Regions from separate parts of the Homo sapiens genome. Here region 1 is linked to region 2. A link is an interaction called in ENCODE POLR2A ChIA-PET data of the cell type or tissue named here. Cell type or tissue: PC-9. All regions are shown on one strand. Each heading gives the region's core, and the rest is flanking DNA. Links, peaks and the distances in the headings are about the cores only.

The links. ChIA-PET counts read pairs that join two places held together with the same protein. Peaks named below come from ENCODE experiments on the same cell type or tissue, not always from the same donor. Only the 100,000 strongest peaks of a DNase experiment are listed, where the experiment ranks them.
Region 1: POLR2A ChIA-PET joins it to region 2 with 5 read pairs; 10 of 35 experiments call an interaction of 5 or more read pairs at or near these places.

What each region holds. Positions count from the first base shown.
Region 1 is chr3:128,663,572-128,674,667 of GRCh38, forward strand. It overlaps the pseudogene POU5F1P6. Among named protein-coding and RNA genes, the nearest start is that of RPN1, 18 kb to the left of the region's middle. RefSeq lists an enhancer at 1,726-2,656. In PC-9, for the core only: no CTCF peak of the experiment used is centred there; no DNase peak of the experiment used is centred there.
Region 2 is chr3:128,800,768-128,811,863 of GRCh38, forward strand. It overlaps RAB7A (RAB7A, member RAS oncogene family), which reads left to right. Exons shown (of 6, transcript NM_004637.6): 4 at 5,605-5,823; 5 at 6,776-6,904. Among named protein-coding and RNA genes, the nearest start is that of MIR12124, 40 kb to the right of the region's middle. RefSeq lists an enhancer at 3,637-3,756 and a silencer at 6,005-6,054. In PC-9, for the core only: no CTCF peak of the experiment used is centred there; a DNase peak (open chromatin) is centred at 5,224; H3K27ac peaks cover 2,791 bases.

The DNA of each region.
Region 1 (11,096 bases), core at 3,796-7,795, 140 kb before region 2:
GGTTAAAGTGAAAGGCAGAACTGGAGAACCGCTAGTTTATAAGAGGGAATGGTGAATAAGACAGGTGAGAAGAGGCCTCCTAGGATTAGGACAAATGCAAAACACTGAGATCAGAAACTATTCCTTCAAAGGAGCACATTTGATTGGATTACTTTGAAGAGCAATTTATGCCCTGCCCCCATCATTGTTGAAAACTCTTAAGCAATCAGCTGCTTAATTTAACTTAATTAAATTAAACTGCAGGGTGTTGTCAGGGAAAGACAGGACAACACCTCTATCAAGGCAACTGTCATCCCAAGACAGCTATGGATTTACCCATAGCTGTACCTCCTTAAGAAACAAGGAGGATTGGCCGAGCACGGTGGCTCACACCTGTAATCCCAGCACTTTGGGAGGCCAAGGTGTCACCTGAGGTCAGGAGTTCGAGACCAGCCTAGCCAACATGGCGTCTCTACCAAAAATACGAAAATTAGCTGGACATGGTGGCAGTCACCTGTAATTCCAGCTACTCAGGAGGCTGAGGCATGAGAATTGCTTGAACCCAGGAGAAAGAGATTGCAGTGAACCGAGATCACACCATTACACTACAGCCTGGGCGACAGAACAAAGACTCTGTCAAAAAAAAAAAAGAAAGAAAGAAAAAGAGAAAGAAGGAAAGAAAAAAGAAAGAAAGTGGTGGGGCACGGTGGTTCATGCCTGTAATCCCAGCACTTTGGGAGGCTGAGGTGGGAGGATCACCTGAGGTCGGGAGTTGGAGACCAGCCTGACCCATATGGAGAAACCCTATCTCTACTAAAAATACAAAATGAGCCAGGCTTGGTGGCACATGCCTATAATCCCAGCTACTTGGGAAGGCTGAGGAGGAAGAATCGCTTGAACCTGGGAGGTGGAGGTTGTGGGGAGCTGAGATCGCACCATTGCACTCCAGCCTGGGCAACTAGAGCAACACTCTGTCAAAAAAAGAAAGAAAATAAAGAAAAGGAAGAAAGAGGATTTACTCTGTGAGAGAAAAGACAGCCTTCACTAAAAGATTCCAGTAAGTCAGACCAGGTGCGGTGGCTCATGCCTGTAATCCCAGCACTTTGGGAGGCCAAGGCGGGCGGATCACGAGGTCAGGAGATGGATACCATCCTGGCTAACATGGTGAAATCCCATCTCTACTAAAAATACAAAAAAAATTAGCCAGGCGTGGTGGCGGGCGCCTGTAGTCCCAGCTACCTGGGAGGCTGAGGCAGGAGAATGGCGTGAACCCGGGAGCAGAGGTTGCAGTGAGCCGAGATCATGCCACTGCACTCCAGCCTGGGGGACAGAGTGAGACTCCGTCTCAAAAAAAAAAAAAAAAAAAAAAAAAAAATCCAGTAAGTCAGCTGGGCGCAGTGGCTCATGCCTGTGATCCCAGTACTTTGGGAGACCAAGGCGGGTGGATCACCTGAGGTCAGGAGTTCGAGACCAGCCTGGCCAACATGGTGAAACCCCGTCTCTACTAAAACTACAAAAATTAGCCAGATACAGTGGCAGGCACCTGTAATCCCAGCAACTTGGGAGTCTGAGGCAGGAGAAGGCAGGAGAAACCGGGAGATGGAGGTTGCAGTAAGCTAAGATCGTGCCACTGCACTCCAGCCTGGGGGACAGAGAGAGACTGTCTCAGAAAAAAAAAAAAAAATTCAGTAAGTCACTAAACAAATACAAAAGCAAATAATTAAACCCTAAAGGGGAGGAGGGTCAAGATCTAGAATCCCTACAGCATATTATCCAAAATGTCCCATTTCCAACAAAGTACAAGGTATACGAAGAAACAGAAATGTATTCATGATCCACCAGAAGAAAACAAAAAAGGAGGAAATTGCCTATGAATTTGGATTTATCAGAAAAAGACTACAAAACAGACATTATTAGCACGGTCATTGAAGGAAGCCAGAATATTTTTCCCCAAAACATAAAGGATGTTGAATTAAAGATAAGAAACATGTGGGGGAGCTCTCTGCCTTCCCTGTTTGCCTAGAGCAGGACAAAGAAAAAAGGTCTTTCTATCCTCCCCCTTCCTTTACCACTTAAAGACAGGATGTAAATTTTCCTTTATTATAAATTCTCCTTTACTTAGTGATAGTGTTGGAGGCGTTCGAACAAGAGTGACTCCGGTTTTTTGTTTGTTTGTTTTTGAGGCACACTTGTGCTCTTGTTGCCCAGGCTGGAGTGCAATGGCACAATCTCGGCTCACCACAGCCTCTGCCTCCTGGGTTAAAGCTATTCTCCTGCCTCAGCCTCCCTAGTAGCTGGGATTGCAGGCATGCACCGCCACACCCAGCTGATTTTTTATTTTTTGTAGAGGCGGGGTTTCTCCATGTTGGTCAGGCTGGTCTCAAACTCCCAACCTCAGGTGATCCGCCCACCTTGGCCTTGCAGAGTGCTGGGATTACAGGCCTGAGCCACCGCGCCCGGCCCAGAGTGACTCCATTTTTTTTTTTTTTTTTTTTTTTGAGACGGAGTCTCGCTCTGTTCTGGAGTGCAGTGGCGCGATCTCGGCTCATTGCAAGCTCCGCCTCCCGGGTTCACGCCGTTCTCCTGCCTCAGCCTCCCGAGTAGCTGGGACTACGGGCGCCCGGCACCACGCCCAGCTGATTTTTTGCATTTTTAGTAGAGACAGGGTTTCACCGTGTTAGCCAGGATGGAGTGACTCCATTTTGAGTGAGGGCTAGGAAAATGCGGCTGGAACTTGCTGGGCTGCATGCTCAGAAAATTAGGCATTACTAGCCCGGGCGGATCACAAGGTCAGGAGTTCGAGACCCAGCCTGGCCAACATGATGAAACCCCGTCTCCACTCAAATACAAAAATTAGCTGGGCGGGTGGTGGGTGCCTGTAATCCCAGCTACTCAAGAGACTGAGGCAGGAGAATTGCTTGAACCCAGAAGGCGGAGGTTGCAGTGAACTGAGATCGCGCCACTGCACTCCAGCCTGGGAGACAGAGCGATACTCCTTCTCAAAAAAAAAAAAAAAAAAAGGGGGGGGGCCAGGTGTGGTGGCTCGCGCCTGTAATCCCAGCACTTTGGGAGGCTGAGGCGGGCAGATCACAAGGTCAGGAGTTCGAGACCAGCCTGACCAACATGGTGAAACCCCATCTCTACTAAAAATACAAAAATTAGCCGGGTGTGGTGGTGTGCCCCTGTAATCCCAGTTACTCAGGAGGCTGAGGCAGGAGAATTGCTTGAACCAGGGAGGCAGAGGTTGCAGTGAGCCGTGATCACGCCATTGCACTCCAGACTGGGTGACAGAGCGAGATCCCATCTCAAAAAAAAAAAAAAAGTTTACTAAACAGACCCAGACTTGAGAGTATCCAGATATCCCAATATCTGGAGAACAAAGACATAGTTCCTAATTTTGCTTTAAAGCAAATCGATAATAGTATTGATTTTTGCAAAATATAGTAATTTAAAAAATTAATCCTTTATAACAAACCCTTGTAGCAGAGCACATCTCCCCACATATATACAAGCATTGTACCTAGGGTGGATGCATTCCTCCTCTTACTTTCGGGAATGTCCTACTCTGTCTATGGTGTAGCTGTTCTTTCACTACTTTACTTTTTTTTGAGACGAAGTTTCATTCTTCTTGCCCAGGCTGGACTGCAACGGCTGGACTTGCTCGGGTCACCGCAATCTCCGCCTCCTGGGTTCAAGTGATTCTCCGGCCTCAGCCTCCCAAGTAGCTGGGATTACAGGCATGCACCACCATGCCCAGCTAATTTTGTATTTTTACTAGAGACGGGGTTTCTCCACATTGGTCAGGCTGGTTTCGAACTCCCGACCTCAGGTGATCTGCCCACCTTGGCCTCCCAAAGTGCTGGGATTATAGGCGTGAGCCACCACACCGGGCTCACTACTTTACTTGCTTAATAAACTTGCTTTTACTTTGCACTATGGACTCGCCCTGAATTCTTTCTTTCACAAGATCCAAGAACCCTCTCTTGGGGCCTGGATGGGGACCCCTGTCCTGTAACATATTTCTGGTGACCACAAAGGGACAGCAGGCATTTTTGGGTGGAGCAGAACCTCCTTCTGTCAGCTATGAAGGTTCAGATGTGTCGGTCATTTCTCCCTCTAGTCCACCTGAAAACTCTATTGAGAACGCTTCATCCCCTCCTTCTTACCCGTCTAGTCCCACTCTGTACCCACCACTCCCTGAGGAACTTAGTCCAGCAAGTACCACTCATATTGGAGCCTCCTATCAACCTCCAGTGGGAAACCTTTATCCACTTAGAGAGGTGGCAAATGGGGAAGAAGGCACTGTGAGAGCACATGTTCCCTTTTCTATGTCTGATTTGGCTCTATGCAAAGAGAAGTTTGGTCTTTTCTCTGAAGATCCAGGACAATTCATAGATGAGTTGGAGAAATTAACTCCAACCTATAGTTTAACTTGGCAGGATCTGCATGTCTTTTTGTCTCTGTGTTGTTTAGTGGAAGAGAAACAACACATTTTGGGGACAGCTAGGACCCATGCAGACGAGGTATTGGCTCACAACCCAAACCATTATATATATCAGGCAGGAGGTATAGCAGTTCCAGATCAAGATCCAAAGTGGAACTATCAAAGGGGCAGTGAGGACTTGGGGAGGAAAGATCATATGGTCACTTGTTTGTTGAAAGGGATGAAGAAAGGTATGAAAAAGCCTGTTAACTCTGAAAAGGTTAAGGAAGTTTCTCAGGGTAAAGATGAGAATCCAGTTTTGTTTCAAGGGCGTTTCATTGAGGCTATCAGAAACTACAGTAACACTGATCCTGCCTCAAGGGAAGGACAAACCCTTTTCGGAGTACATTTTATAACCCATTCTGCCCCTGATACCCGTAGGAAACTACAAAAAGCAGCTATGGGTCCCCAAATTCCTATGGAACAGCTTTTGGATATGGCATTTTTAGTTTTTTGTTTTTTGTGGGTTTTTTTGAGATGCAGCCTTGCTCTGTTGCCCAGGCTGGAGTGCAGTGGCACGATCTCAGCTCACAGCAAGCTCTGCCTCCTGGGTTCATGCCATTCTGCTGCCTCAGCCTCCTGAGTAGCTGGGATTACAGGTGCCCGCTACCATGCCCAGCTAATTTTTTGTATTTTTACTAGAGACAGGGTTTCACCATTTTAGCCAGAATGGTCTCGATCTCCTGACCTCGTGATCTGCCCGCCTCGGCCTCCCAAAGTGCTGGGATTACAGGTGTGAGCCACCGCACCCAGCCTGGCATTTTTAGTTTTTAATAACGGACAAAGCAGAGGAAGCAGAAAGAGCAAGAAGGACCTCCCACAAGGTGTAGCTCTTGGCTGCAGCCTTAAGCTCACCTCCCACATGGGATTGCTTTCCTTGCTCTTGGACTGAACAAGGGAAGCAGAAAGGCAGGAAGCCCAAAGCTGGGTGTTCCAGTCACTGTGTCTTGGGCATGAATCAGTGTGCACACCGTAAGAAAACTGGCCATTGGAAGAGGGACTGCCCACCGCACTGGAAGGAGCTATCCGCGCCCGAACCAATGATGGCTGAAATAGCCAGGCAAGGCCAGGCGCGGTGGCTCATGCCTGTAATCCCAGCACTTTGGGAGGCCAAGGTGGGTGGATCACCTGAGGTCAAGAGTTCGAGACCAGCCTGGCCAACATGGTGAAACCACCTCTCTACTAAAAACACAAAAAGTAGCCGGGCATAGTGACACATGCCTGTAATCCTGGCTACTCGGGAGGCTGAGTCAGGAGAATCTCTTGAAACCGGGAGGCGGAGGTTGCAGTGAGCTGAGATGGTGCCACTGCACTCCAGCCTGGGCAACAGAGTGAGACTCTGAGAAAGAAAAGGAAAAGAAAAGAAAAGAAAGGAGGGAGGGAGGGAGGGAAGGAAGGAAGGAAGAAAGAAAGAAAGGAAAGAGAGAGAGAGAGAAAGAAAGAAAGAGAAAAAGAAAGAAAGAAAGGAACCACGAAATAGCCAGGCAAGTCCAGGAGTGACAGGGCCAAAACCTTCCGCCACAGCTCCCATCAGACAACTAGCCATATCTCTGGAGGAGCCTTGGGAACCCTTGACTTTGGCAGGTAAGAATATTAACTTCCTTCTGGGCTGCTTATTCTGTTTTGTCCCATTATAATGGGCCTCTGTCACCCCAAAACTGTATGATCACAGGGTAGATGGACAAGCCCATAGAGAGCATTTTACCTATCATCTAAGCTGTTCTTCAGGGACTTTGGTTTCCTCACACACCTTTCTTATCAGGCCTGGATGCTTCAGGACAGTTGCAGCAACTGCTCTTTTAGTAGATGAAACCAATAAACTGGCTTTAGGACAACATCTGGAGGTTTTAACCCCACACCAAGTACAAGGAGTCCTAGAAGCTAAAGGACACCAGTGGATGACGAGGACACTTACGGAAATATCAGGCTTTGTTGTTAGACACTCCTGATGTAACACTTAAAAGTATGCCAGACTTGGAATCCAAACTCATCTTTGGAGAAATACACAGACCTGTCTCCTGTGTCCTTAAGCTTAGCAAAATAAACTTCTAAATTGATTGAGACTTGTCTCAAATACTTTTTGGTTCATACTTTCTTTATATGTCCCCTATTTACTCATTTCTTTTACTTCATTTCATAAATAATCTTTAAATAACCTTTGAATTAGACAAAAATTATTTTATTTATTATTTATTTATTTATTTATTTTGAGATGGAGTCTTGCTCTGTTGCCCAGGCTGGAGTGCAGTGGCGCGATCTTGGCTCACTGCAACCTCCACCTCCTGGGTTCATGCCATTCTCCTGCCTCAGCCTCCTGAGTAGCTGGGACTACAGGCGCCCGCCACCACACCCGGCTAATTTTTTTTTATATTTTTAGTAGAGACGGGGTTTCACTGTGTTAGCCAGGCTGGTCTCGATCTCCTGACCTCGTGATCCGCCCGCCTTGGCCTCCCAAAGTGCTGGGATTACAGGCTTGAGCCACTGCACCTGGCTATTTTTCTTCAAATAAGAACACTTCTTTTTAGAAAAACGTTTTCCATTGAGCCTGGCGCGGTGGCTCACACCTGTAATCCCAGCACTTTGGGAGGCTGAGGCGGGCCGATCACCTGAGGTCAGGAGTTCAAGACCAGCCTGGGCAACATGGTGAATCCCCGTCTCTACTAAAAATACAAAAAATTAGCCGGGCGTGGTGGCATATGCCTGTAGTCCCAGCTACTCAGGAGGCTGAGGCAGGAGGATTGCTTGAACCCAGGAGGCAGAGGTTGTAGTGAGCTGAGATTGCGCCACTATACTCCAGCCTGGGCAACAGAGCGAAACTCCATCTCAAAAAAAAAAAAAAAGAACCTTAAAATTACATAAATGGGTTTTATTTCTATTTTTACCAATAACTCAGAACATGATGATCTCTTCTTTTTTTTTTTTTTTTTTTTTTTTTTGAGACAAAGTCTCACTCTTTCGCCAGGCTGAAGTGCAGTGGTGTGATCTCGGCTCACTGCAACCTCTGCCTCCTGGGTTGAAGGGATTCTCATGCCTCAGCCTCCCAAGTTGCTAGGATTACAGGCGGCCGCCACCACGCCCGGCTTTTTTTTTTTTTTTTTTTTTAGTAGAGACAAGGTTTCACTATGTTGGCCAGGATGGTCTCTATCTCCTGACCTCAGGCGATCCACCCGCCTCAGCCTCCCAAAGTGCTGGGATTACAGGCATGAGCCACCACCCCTGGCCAAACATGATGACCTCTGAGCTCACTGTGTATGTGCTGTGTGTATATCTCCTTCTGCCTGCCCATGTCAGAGGTGGCTGTGACTTGCGTACTCTCCCAATCATATTTCCCCTCCACCTCTTCCCTCATACTGTCATGTCATTTTACTCACGTGATATGACTGGCTTCCTCCACATCATGTGACTGTAAAGCTAACATTTGCATTTTAAAGCCTTTATTTTTTAAGAGCAGTATTAGATTCACAGTAAAATTGAACAGAAGGTACAGAGAGTTCTCATATGCCTCCTGCCCCCACGCATGCACAGCCTTCCCCACTGTCCATATCCCCAGCAGAGTGGTGCATTTGTCACAGTGGATGACCCCACCCGGGCATATCATTGATCACTGAGTCCATAGTTTGCATGAGGCTCAGTCCTGGTGTTGGACAGTCTATGGGTTTGGACAAATGTATAATGACATACATCGTCCACCATTTTAGCATTACACAGTATTTTCACTGCCCTAAAAGTCCTCTGTGTTCTGCCTATTCATCCATTCTTCCACCTCACCTCGCTTTAGCCCCCGGAAGCCACTGATCTTTTTTTTTTTTTTTTGAGATAGTCTCCCTCCTGTCCCACAGGCCGGAGTGCAGTGGTGCGATCTCGGCTCACTGCAGCCTCCACCACCTGGGTTCAAGGGATTTTCCTTCTTTAGCCTCTCGAGTAACTGGGATTACAGGTGTGTGCCACCACGCCCAGCTAATTTTTGTATTTTTACTAGAGATGGAGTTTTGCCATGTTGGCCAGGCTGGTCTCAAACTCCTGACCTCAGGTGATCCACCCACCTTGGCCTCCCAAAGTGCTAGGATTACAGGCATGAGCCACCACGCCCGGCCCACTGATATTTTACTGTCCCCATAATTTATGCCATTTCCAGAATGTCATATAGTTGGAATAATACATTATGTAGGCTTTTCAGATTGTCTTCTTTCACTTAGTAATGTGCACTTAAGTTTCCTTGGTCAGGAGTGGTGGTCCACGCTTGTAATCCCAGCACTTTGGGAGACTGAGGTGGGGAGATTTCTTGAACCCAGGAGTTCAAGACTAACCTGGGCAAGATAGTGAGGCCCAGTTTCTACCAAAAAATTTTTTTTTTTAAATTATGTGGGCATGGTGGCAAATCTGTAGTCCCAGCTACTTGGGAGGTTGAACCAGAAGGACTGCTTGTGTCCAGGAGGTTGAGGCTGCAGTGAGATGTCATGGCACCACTGCACTCCAGCTTGGGTGACAGAGCAAGACCCTGTCTAAAAAAAAAAAAAATGCTTCTATGTCTTTTGTTTTTAGCACTAAATAACATTACATTGGATTTTCCACAGGAACTTATCCATTCACCTACTGAAAGACATCTTGGTTGCTTCCAAGTTTTGGCAATTATGAATAAATGAATACACATCCATGTGCAGGTTTTTGTGTGACACAAATTTTCAACTCCTTTGGGTGAATACCAAGGAGTACAATTGTATGAATTGTATGGTAAGGGTATGTTTAGTTCAGTATGAAACTGCCAAACTGTCTTCCAAAGTGGCTGTGCCATTTTACATTCCCATCAACAATGAATGAGAGTTAATGTTGCTCCACATCCTCGTCAGCACTTGGGCCATTCTAATAGGTGTCCAGTGGTATCTCATTGTTTTAATTTGCATTCCCCTGATGATAGATGATAGGAAGGATCTTTCTTCTGCTTGATTTGCTGTCTGTAGACCTTCTTTGCTAAGGTGTCTATTAAGGTCTTTAGCCCACTTTTTTTTTTTTTTTTTTTTTGAGACAAGGTCTCGCTCTGTCACCCAGGCTGGAGTGCAGGGGCACTCATTGCAACCTCCAGCTTCCAGGCTCACAAGATCCTCCCACCTCAGCCTCCCCAGTAGCTGGGACTACAGGTGCATGCCACCACACCCAGCTACATATATATCTATATATATATATATATAGTTGTTTTTGTTGTTTGTTTGTTTGTTTTTGAGACAGAGTCTTGCTCTGTCGCCAAGGCTGGATGCAGTGGTGTGATCTAAGCTCACTGCAACCTCCGCCTCCCAGGTTCAAGCGATTCTCCTGCCTCAGCCTCCTGAGTAGCTGGGATTACAGACACATGCCACCACGTCCAGCTAATTTTTGTATTTTTAGTAGAGAGGAGGTTTCACCACGTTTGCCAAGCTAGTCTCGAACTCCTGACCTCAAGTGATCCGCCCACCTCGGCTTCCCAAAGTGCTGGGATTACAGGCGTGAGCCACTGTGCCCAGCTAATTTTTGTATTTTTTGTAGAGATGGGGTTTCACCATGTTGCCCAGGTTGGTCTCAAACTCCTAGGCTCAAGTGATCCTCCTGCCTCAGCCTCCCAAAATGCTGGGATTATAGGCATAAGCCACTGTGCCCAGCTAGCTAACTTTTGTTTTGAGACAGAATCTCACTATGTTGCCCAGGCTGGAGTGCAGTGGTGATTCATAGGCACTATCCCACTACTGATCAGCACAGGAGTTTTGACCTGCTCCATTTCTGACGTGGGCCTATTCACCCCACCTAAGGCAGCATAGTGGTCTCTGGCTTCTAACAGGGCATCACATTTTTTTTTTTTTTTTTTTTTTTTTTGAGACAGAGTCTAGCTCTTGTTGCCCAGGCTGGAGTGCAATGGCGTGATCTCGGCTCACCGCAACCTCCGCCTCCCAGGTTCAAGCAATTCTCCTGCCTCAGCCTCCTTAGTAGCTGGGCCTACAGGCTTGCACCATTATACTCGGCCAATATTTTGTATTTTTTGTAGAGATAGGGTTTCACCATGTTGGCCAGGCTGGTCTTGAACTCCTGGCCTCAGGTGATCTTCCCACCTTGGCCTCCCAAAGTGCTGGGATTACAGGCATGAGCCACCGCGCTGGAGTGCAGTGGCACAATCTTGGCTCACTCAACCTCTGCTTCCTGGGTTCAAGTGATTCTCCTGTCGCAGCCTCCTGAGTAGCTGGGACTACAGGCACGTGGCACCACGCCCAGCTAATTTTTGTATTTTTAGTAGAGATGGGATTTCACCATATTGGCCAGAATGATCTCAATCTTTTGACCTCGTGATCTGCCCATTTCGGCCTCCCACAGTGCTGGGATTACAGGCGTGAGCCACCACGCCCGGCCTTATTTTATTTATTTTTTACTGTGTCCCAGGTTTCTTTAAGAACAAAGTGATACATGATGTAGGGATTAAAAGCAAAAGCATCATTGAACTTCACCTTCCCTCCAACCAGTTGTCCCAAAATCCCCTGCCCCCACCCTTTGTGTGCCCAATTCCTTCCTTAGTGAATGAGGAACTTAAGCCCAAAAGCCCTGGCACAAACTCCAGGTTCTCCTCCCCTAGCTTCTTCCCTTCCTCTGTCCCCCATTCCTAGAAGGGCAGGCACCT
Region 2 (11,096 bases), core at 3,350-7,349:
GAGTACATCTTTAAGGGCTAGTGGCAGAAGTTCTAAAGGATAACTCCAGGCAGAAAGTGATTTCATGTAGATGAGGAAAGAGTGGAAAAAGATAACAAGTTCCCAAGAGATTGAAGCAAAAGGATGACCCTTGTGCTCTTGCAGCCAGCTTCAGATACTAGAAGTAAATGAAAATCATTGTCTCTGCACAAAGGCGTCATTATCCTGATCTTGAGGAATCCTCATGTGTTTTTCGAGGGCTTTTAGCAGCTTGCAGTAAAACATAATCAAAATAAAACAAGGCACCACAAGAAAGAACCAGTGGAAACTTCCCTGGTAATTCCAGAGTGTTTTTTGTATTTAAAGAAATAAGGAGGATACAGAGTTTCAGTTATATGAGATGAATAAATCCTAGAGATGTGTACAGCATAGTGCCTGTAGTTAACAATACTGTATTGTACACTTAAAAATTTGCATGCTGGATGCGGTGGCTCATGCCTGTAATCCTAGTGCTTTGGGAGGCCAAGAGAGGAGTTTGAGACTAGCCTGGGCAAAATAGCACATTTCATCTCTACAAAAAAATTTTTTGAAAGAATTTACTAAGAGGATCTTATTTTAAGTGTTCTTATCACAAAAAGTAATAATAAGAGGATGGGGGGAACCTTTTGATGAGTAGGTTTGTGGCCTACATTGTAGTGATGGTTTGTGTGCAGCCTTTGTATGTCAGCCATACCTCACTAAAGGGGCTTTGGTTAAAGATAAGATAATCGTTTATCTGCAGGGAAGAAACGAAACAGTTAACATTGATAGGGGGAGAAAATGAAGCACAATCAATGAAATTTGGAAATTCAGAGAATGCTGCTAAATCATAGCAGATTGGCCACACCAGAAAAGGGCTGGAAGAATGAAAGAAAAATGGCAGGAAATATGAAAGAAATAAGTGAAAGTGAGAAGGTTGGACCTACTTTTAATCAGTCTCAGAAGGTGTAAAGAGAGAATAATAGATCAAAGATGATATTTGCTGAGAATTTTCGAGAATTGGTGTGGCACCAATCCACTGACTCAAGAAGCCCAAATTCCAGGAAGGATAAATAAAAAGAATTCTGTGTAAGTCATAATGAAATTAAAAAAAAAAGACTTAAAAATAGACTGAGGAAAACCTGACAAGCACAGCACTGAGGCTGCCAGGTGACTCTTGGCAGTAGCAGCAGAGCCCAGCAGGCAGTGGGGTATGTTGAGAAAGAGATGGGCAGCACAGTGTTCTGTCTCTGCTGAAATAACCCTCCTGAATGAAAGAGTACATCTTTAAGGGCTAGTGGCAGAAGTTCTAAAGGATAACTCCAGGCAGAAAGTGATTTCATGAAGATAGGTCTGAAGGAAGAACACTTCAATAGTATACTTGTATCTATTTTTGGAATCGTGAGTATGTAACTTCCAAAGTAATATGAGGAAACAAAGATCAGAACTGTGTAATCTAATGTGTAGGGAAAGATTAGTGACTGCTGTGTTTCTTGTTTTTTAAAGTTCTCTATACTGTTCAGAAAGAATCTGAAATTGATTAGTATCTTAGATGGAATCAAATAGGCATGACAAATTTCCAGGGAACAGTTTATTGTGAGTTTGTGGTAGTTTAAACAGTGATATTAGTATAGTAATACACAGAGCACAGGAACAGAGGGCACAGGGTGCACCTCTCTGGTAATACATGGAGAGAAGGGTGTTGTAGGGTACATATTTTATTTTATTTTATTTATGTATGTATGTATTTATTTATTTATTTTTGAGATGGAGTCTCACTCTGTCGCCCAGGCTGGAGTGCAGTGGCGTGATCTTGGCTCACTGCAACCTCCGCCTCCTGGGTTCAAGCAATTCTGCCTCAGCCTCCCGAGTAGCTGGGACTACAGGTGTGTGCCACCACGCCCAGCTAATTTTTTGTATTCTTAGTAGAGATGGGGTTTCACCATGTTAGCCAGGATGGTCTTGATCTCTTGACCTCATGATCTGGCCGCCTCAGCCTCCCACGGCGCTGGGATTACAGGCGTGAGCTACCACACCCAGCCTATTTTTTATTTTTTTTGAGACAGGAGTCTCACTGTCGCCCAGGCTGGAGTGCAGTGGCCTGATCTCAGCTCACTGCAACCTCTGCCTCCCCGATTCAGGCAATTCTCCTGCCTCGGCCTCCCAAGTAGCTGGGATTACAGGCGCCTGCCACCACGCTTGGCTAATTTTTTGTATTTATTTTTAGTAGAAACGGGGTTTCACCATGTTGGCCAGGCTGGTCTCGAACTGCCGACCTCAGGTGATCCACCTACCTTGGCCTCCCAAAGTCCTGGGATTACAGGCATGAGCCACTGCGCTCAGCCAGTAGGGTAAATAAGTGGGACCAGGACAGGGCTTTACATTCTAGCTTGGGGGAACCAGAGGATTCAAGACCTGAAGGTGGAAAAAATACAAAGTGAAAACTTAAAAAATGAAAATAGTGAATACTTTTCACCTTTGGCATTTGAAAATACAGAAAGTACAAATCATAAAATGTTGAAGATTGATTAATAGATTACATTAAACATGTAAATAACAAGATTCCCAGACTAACAAGAACAAACCACACAAGCAGGTGACAAAGATGATAATGCCTAATAGTATCCAAGCAGTAGGTAACCTGGTGGATGCTAGAATATAGGGAGTGGAACAGCCTCTGGTTGATGGTAGGAGTGTAGTAATGAGTACAACCTTTTCAGTAGAAACTGCCACTCTGCTCCCCAGTGTTGAACATAGACATATGCAGCAATCCAGAGTTCTGAGTCTGAGTGTATGGCCTAGAGAAACTTATCTCTGGACATTATGAGAGAGTTGTAATGAGAGTTATCATTGCAGCCTTGCATGGGGAGTGAAAAACTGCAAATAACTCAAATGATCTGGGGAACTAAGTGAGTCTATTAAAGCAGTGGAATATTATATAACTGTTAACTTTTGGGAATGAAAAAAGACAAGTTGCAAAAAGCTGTACAGGATGATAATGTTTATGTAAGGCATCTCTTCAGGAGCATTTACTTGTGGTGAAGAAGGAAGAAAATGCAATGAGGGAAGGGTTAACTCTTGGAAAAAACGGATAAAAATAACAGTGTTAATTTTTGTCACATCAGAATATTGGGTAGACAGTTATAAGGGTATAATTTTAAATGGAGAAAACAAAACATTTTGAAACAAGCAGGCTGGCTGGTTTCCTGTTTTGATGTGGTCTAGAGAAAAAGAATAAAAGCCCCTTACTCAAGCTGTAGCTTACCTAACTTCCAAACAATCAGCAACAAAAAACCCCGAGAAACTGTTATCACAAGTTCCTGCTTCATGGGGCTAGGGACCTCCCTGGGCCCCCCCCCGCCCCCAGCATGTGCAGTTAGACTTCAACTTCAACTTATAGTTACCTTTTCCTCATTTTAATGCCAAAAGTCACACCCAGGATGGAGATTTAACCTGCTAGTGCTACACGCAATTTCTGAAGAAGCATGTTTAGCCACTGTGCATGCACTAGAAAAACCCCTCCTATATACATATCCTGACATCACCCCTCCCCACAGGAAAGCCCTTTAAAGTTAACTCCCACACTGCTTTCAGAGAACAGCTGCCCCTTTCCTTTTGCAGTGCTAGCTCACTATGCATAAGCTAATACACTTTCACTTTCTCTTTGCTATTGTGTCTGGTGATCTCTCTTGATTTCTATCATGGAAGATTCCAAGAACCCAGGTCGCTGTTAACAATTTCAATTAAAATATTAAAAAATTTAAAAATCACAGTCAGCCATAGGACTGTACTTGTTGATGTTTTGATAAATATGGCCTTTACTTTTGTAAATTCAAAGTTAAATTAATTTTGGTAACTTTCTAGGAACCCGTCAACTTGTTGACTTCTTTTTGATGTATTACTTTGCCTTCTCTGTGTATCTGAGTTCCAGATGATGAATTGGTTCCACCTAACAGTAACAGAGTTCTTATGTAATTTTGCTTGTAGGAGTCTATCTGAAAAAAGCCATTTGACATACAGAGAAAGCTCTCTATGCTAATGTTCATTGCTGAGTTGTTTATAATGATAGGAAATTGTCAGCAATATTTTCTTAAAAATAGGAATCGATGGTTCACTAAATCTGTTGGGCAGCAGTAAAGTCCAGTGAACCTGCTCTCCCATGTCACCCCATCTGCTGTTGCCAGAGTGCCCTAGTGCGTGACGGGGTAGAGGGGAGGAACTTGGGAGAATGTGGAGAGTATCACATGTGCAGTCTAGGAGTGCAGTCTAGGATTTCAGCTACAGAAAACCTCCGCGCATATGACTAGAACAAGACATGAACTCCTTCCTGTGTGGGAGGATGCCAAGTGTTCTTTTGTTTGTTTGTTTGTTTGTTTGTTTGAGAATGGGGTCACTTCTCCACTGACAGAGATGCATACATATTCCATGTAGAACATTGGAGAACCAGGAGAGCACAGGGATGAGTACCACCAGCAGTCCCGATCCTGTTTAGTCTACATGTGTGGACTTTGTTTATTGTATCTGGGCAAGGGAGCATTTAGTGCCCTAGCCTGCCGAGAGGCAGTGGAGTCATTAGAAATAAATTTGTCTTTTTTGCCCTTCATCCTTATATCTGAGTTGTTATCATGTTCGTCCGGCTCTGTTTGAGTGCCTGTTACGGATCTAGGGCAGTAAGTATACCCAGCCTTGCTCTTAAATCTAGCATGGCAGTGAATGAGGTGACCAGCTTAGAGCTGGGCGGTAGTACCTGGTTTAATCTTTACTCTGGTGTGTGTTCTCATTGTCTTTCTCTTGATCTCTTTTTGTCAAGAGTTTTTCATTTGTTTTGTTTTTTGAGGTATAATACAAATGAAATATAACATGCTAATCTTTTTTGTTGTTTAGGCAAACTTTTCTCTTTTTTTTGAGACAGAGTTTCGCTCTTATCACCCAGGCTGGAGGGCAATGGCACGATCTTGGCTCACCGCAACCTGCGCCTCCCAGGTTCAAGCAATTCTCCTGCCTCAGCCTCCCAAGTAGCTAGGATTACAGGCATGCACCACCATGCCTGGCTAATTTTGTATTTATAGTAGAGACAGGGTTTCTCCATGTTGGTCAGGCTGGTCTCAAACTCCTGACCTCCGGTGATCCACTGTGCCTGGCTAGGCAAACTTTTCATACAGTAAAATGCATAGATTGAACTATATCACTCGTGAGTCATCACCTCACTTCCCTATTGAACTGTATCATTCGTGAGTCATCACCTCACTTCCCTATATTTCCATTGCTCTCAGAAAGTTCCCAGAGTACCTAAGTTTTATTTATAGTTCAAATTTTACACACTTACCTACATGTGACCACTACTTGGATCAAGATATAAGAAATTTCTAGCACCCTGGAGATTGGACTCAATGTCACTCGCTTATAGACAGACACATACTTAATCACAATATTTGTGAGGATTGTTTCAGATACTCTGGTGCTGAAATTTGCTTCCTGAAGTCTGGTGTCATTTGTCTTTGTGGGTGGCCCCACAATCTAGCCTATTTCTTCTGGCACCCCTTGCATACATGCTCCTGGTGCTCTGCCTAGCATTCTCCCAAGGAATGAATGTTTTGTCTCTCACAGATATGGGACACAGCAGGACAGGAACGGTTCCAGTCTCTCGGTGTGGCCTTCTACAGAGGTGCAGACTGCTGCGTTCTGGTATTTGATGTGACTGCCCCCAACACATTCAAAACCCTAGATAGCTGGAGAGATGAGTTTCTCATCCAGGCCAGTCCCCGAGATCCTGAAAACTTCCCATTTGTTGTGTTGGGAAACAAGATTGACCTCGAAAACAGACAAGTAAGTACCAACGATGATAGATATTGTCACAGACACCTGCTCCCCAGGGGCCTTGTGAATTTGGAGGGTTCTCTGCTAAGCTCACATGGCTCTAGGAGGTGCTGGTGGGAGTCTTCATTACCATATGCCAGCCCTTCAGGCCAACTGCCTTTAAGGACCGGGACCCAGGTGACCTGGGTTAAGTCCCCATCCTGCCCCCAGCTGGCTGTGACTTTGGGCCATTGTCTTGGCTGTCTCAGCTTCACTTCCCTTTCTGCACTTTGAAGGAGGGAATTCGGTTTTGTCATTCTCAGTAGTGCCCTCCCAGTACCTCCAGGCCATGCCTGGATCTCCATGTGTGCAGAATATTGCTTTGGGCTTTGAGTAAAATTGCTGTACTGTAGTTTCAAATACCATTTCTGTTGGAAACATAGACTCTTTGATTAATTACAACTAGGTTTATTTCTGACCACAGATCTTTTCTTAAGTGACTTAGTCCTTATCTCTTGGCTGAAAATGGGCTAGGGGTTGGGGAAGGAATGAGAATGTGTGAGTGGCATAGGTGACATCACACTAGCAGTAATGGTGAAGGGACTATAAACCTTAAGACCAAGCTGCTGGGCATTTCCTGTCCTGGGATCTCTGAGGTCCCAGTAAACACTCTTCATTTCTTCCCGGACTGGCTTCTTACTCCATTCACAAATGGCTTTTAAGTATAACTGAGGGTCAGAAGGTATGAGCTGTAGACCGAGACAGGCTTTGAGCTCTCTAGCTGAATCCTAGCTATCCTGAGCATAGCTAGCAGGACAAGTTTGGACGGGTCTGCAGGTCTCCTCCAACACCCTCTTTCCCCATGTCTGTGTCCTCACCTGTACTACCTGTAGACGAGGGGCCATGACACTTCCTGGGGAGGATGGAGTCAGTGCTGGCTGCTTCTGTCATGAGCCTATGTGCACCCTGCTTCTTCTTTCAGGTGGCCACAAAGCGGGCACAGGCCTGGTGCTACAGCAAAAACAACATTCCCTACTTTGAGACCAGTGCCAAGGAGGCCATCAACGTGGAGCAGGCGTTCCAGACGATTGCACGGAATGCACTTAAGCAGGTGGGTCTCCCACAGCTGACCAGCCCACTCTGGTGATGCCTGACCACTGACCCAGTCCCTGCCTGGCCTCCTGCCCTTAATCTTCTTCCCTAACCCACTCTTTTCTGTATAGCCAGAATACCCTATGTGTTCATCTGGGAAGGTTATGACATGTTCTGCTTAAGCTTCCAGAAATCCCACTTTGGGGGGAATAATATAAAAGATGCAGAGGCTGTGAAGTCTGAGGCTGCCCTTCTTTTACTAGGCTTGTTCTTATTTTCTTTGCTGTGATTAGGAGATCAGGTCACTGGGAGACCCCGAACAGATTGCTGCTTCTATTTAAGGAGGAAATAAACTTGAATATGAATCCCAGCTCTGCTGCGTACCAATCGTTATATCTAGTTTGGGCTTAAAAAAAAATTATGGCCGGGCACTGTGGCTCATGCCTGTAATCCTAGCACTTTGGGAGGCCAAGGCGGGCTGATCACTTGAGGTCAGGAGTTCGAGACCAGCCTGGCCAACATGGTGAAACCCCCTCTCCACTAAAAAATACAAAAAAATTAGCCAGACCTGGTGGTGGTCGCCAGTAATCCCAGCTACTCGGGAGGCTGAGGCAGGAGAATTGCTTGAACCCAGGCGGCAGAGGTTGCAGTGAGCCAAGATCGTGCCACTGTACTCCATCCTGGGTGACAGAGTGGGACTCTGTCTAAAAAAAATTAAAAATTAAAATAAAAAAAATTATATCTGAACTTCTACCCCCTCACCTGAAAAATGGGAATACCTGCTTTTGCAGGGTGATTATGAAGATTAAATGAGACAGACTCTTCCAGCTCTCACATACTGACTGGTAACTTTTTTCCTTAGGAACAGTTAAGTAAACAACACAAAGAAGGAAGAAGATGTAGGAAAACTATTCAAGGAATATAATACCTAGAATTTCTTATTTACTGTTTCTGTGATTAGATACAACCACTCATGCGAGTTGAAAGTCTGTTTTGATGTACAGCTCTGTTAGGGGCAGTGGTGATTAAGGCAGGTCACGAGGCCTCATCAGACAGTGTCTGGGGGTGGTCAGAGGTGTGGCAGGTTTGGGAGGATGCATAGAACACTTGAAGCACATGGTGGCTGTGAAGGGCAAGGCAGATTCTGCTGACTCCAGGAAGCCGGCTGAATGAAGGTAATGGCTTTCAGCAGGACAAAGAGTTGTTTGTAATGGTTGCTCCAAGGACCAGGGAAATTCTGGCATGGGTGGGGTCTGCACTAAGTGTTCCAGAATGAAAGGGACAGATCTACTCAATGAGGAAATTGTTCCACCCAGAATGCCAGGAGAGCCCTCAAGTGGTAAGGAGCAGACCAAGATGCAGACTTGGCCACGCTTACCCCCAAATAATAATGTTTGTGTTTTTCTTAATGTTCATATAAGGGAATGGAAATCCAAATATGTGTAGGAAAGTGTTTCCCACCTGTTCCCTGTTGCCTGGCATCACTGTCTGAGTTTTTCTCTTCCATCACTACTGTCCCTGTTGTCTTTATGCTTTTATTTTTAGAGCTAGCCCTTAAGAAGTTAGATTGTTAAATCGGAGGGTGTATCTTATTGTAAGTCAGGGTGCCAGGTTGCTTTCCCCAAGGGGAATAACATTTCAGCAATGTGGGCTTGCTTTCTTCTACCTCCTTGCCAGCAAGCAATAGGTGTCACCTGTCACTGCTGACATTGCCGATCTTTGGGTGTGTAAATTGCCACCATCGTGACTACTGGTCCCTCTGAGTTCCCCTCCCTGGGGCTTAGCCATTTGGATTTTCTCTGCTGCACACAGCCGGCACACAGCACATGGTTGGGCCTCTCTCAGTTCTCATGAGCTGTTGGTGAATTGAAGTTAACTCTACTTGCATCTTAAGTGACTTTTCCAACTCTGTGGTCTTTTTAAGTCCTTTGAACATAGGGAAAAAGTAATTTTTTATTTGGTTATGTCATTTTAAGTTTCTATGTTTCCTGTGTCTACCTCAGATTTTTCTGTAATTCAGCTGGAATTTGTTTTGGCTTATGGCAGAAAAGAGAGACTTGCCTTTCCTCTCAAGAGAGCTCAGCCAGTTGTTTGAAATCATTCAGCTATGTTACACAAGCCGTTTCCCTCCCTGAATAGACCGTGGCCTGTGCTAAATGCTCGTATGTGCTGGGATCTGTTTCTGGTCTCTCCAGTCTGTTCTGGTGATGTCCATGCCATGTTCCCTTATCTGGACTGTGTTGATTTGACTGCCTGATGAGGCAAGTTTCCTCTTGCCACAGTCTTTTTTTTTTTTTTTTTTTTTTTTTTTTTTGAGACGGAGTCTTGCTCTGTTCCCCAGGCTGGAATGCAATGGCGTGATCTCGGCTCACTGCAACCTCCGCCTCCCAGGTTCAAGCGGTTCTCCTGCCTCAGCCTCCTGAGTAGCTGGGATTACAGGCATCCGCCACCATGCCCAGCTAATTTTGGTAATTTTTTAGTAAAGATAGGGTTTCACCATGTTGGCCAGGCTGGTCTGGAACTCACATTGTGAACCGCCCGCCTCAGCCTCCCAAAGTGCTGGGGTTACAGGCATGAGCCACCGCACCCGGCCTGCCACATTTCTTTTTTAATAATTTTGTTTCCACCATTTTCCTCTCTTACCTTCCACACCCCAAATAAAACTCTGTTGAGATTTTGATTGGAATTTTTTTCTTCAAGCCCACTGTTTTTTCCTCATTGATTGCAGTTTTGTTGTGGCTGTTGCATTAGTCTGCTCAGGCTGCGTTAACAAAACCCCACAGCCTGGGAGGGTCCAACAACAGACATTTTGTTTTCTCACAGTTCTGGAGGCTGGAAGTCCATGAGCAAGGTGCTGGCACATGTTTCTGGTGAGGGTGCTTTTCTGGGCTATCTTCTCACTGTGTCCCTCCCATGCCCTTTCTGCTGTGTGCACAGAGAGAGGACACATGAGCAAGGTGTCTCTGGTGTCACCTCTTCTTATAAGGACACGAATTCTCAGATCAGGTCCCCATCCTGCAACCTCATTTAACCTTCATTCCTTCCTTACTCCAAATACAGCCACCTGAAGGGTTAGTGCTTCAACACAGGAATTTTGGAGGAACACAAACATTCTGCCCAGCCGAGTGCGGTGGCTCATGCCTGTAATCCCAGCACTTCGGGAGGCTGAGGCGGGTGGATCACCTTAGGTCAGGAGTTCAAGACCAGCCTGGCCAACATTGTGAAACCCCATCTCTACTAAAAATACAAAAAATTAGCTGGCGTGGTGGTGGGCACCTGTAATCCCAGCTACTTAGGATGCTGAGGCAGGAGAATTGCTTGAACCTGGGAGGTGGAGGTTGCAGTGAGCCGAGATTGCACCATTGCACTCCAGCCTGGGCAACAAGAGCGAAACTCCATCTCAAAAAAAAAAACAAAACATTCCACCCATGATACTATTTTAGGTCTTGTTTCTGTTCCTTCAGTAAGATTGATTGATTCTTTTTTTTTTTAGAGACAGGGTCTTGCTCTGTCAGTCAGGCTGATACGCAGTGGTGCAATCATCACTCGCTATAACCTCCAACTTCTGGGCTCCAGCAGTCTTCCCACCATAGCCTCCTAAGTAGGTAGGACTACAGGCACACCCATGCTATAATTGATTTATAATATGATCCTTTGCCTTTCACAGTAAACATATTCCTAGGTACTGGTGGGAATATAAAATGTCACTATTTGTAATAGCCAAAAAGTAAGAACAACTCAAATGTCCATCAACTGGTAAGTGAATAAACAGGGCAGCTTATCCATGCATTCTAATATTATTCAGCTATAAGAAGGAATGAAGTAGTGACACATGCTGCCACATGGGTGCTAAGTGAAGGAAGCCAGTTGCAAAAAGACCATATGTTGTACGATTCCATTTCAGTGAAATGTCCAGCCCGGATGCAGTGGCTCATGCCTAAAATCACAGCACTTTGGGAGGCTGAGGCCGGAGGATCACTTGAAACCAGGAGTTTGAGACCATCTTGGGCAACATAGCAAGGCCTCATCTCTACTAAAAATTAAAAATTAGCTAGGTGTGGTGGCATGAGCTTATAGTTCCAGCTACTTGGGAGGCTGAGACTGGAGGATTGTGTGAGCCCAGGAGTTAGAGGCTGCAGTGAGCTGTGATCATGCCATTGCACTCCAGCCTGGGCGACAGAGCAAGACTCTGCCTCAAAAAAAAAAAAAGA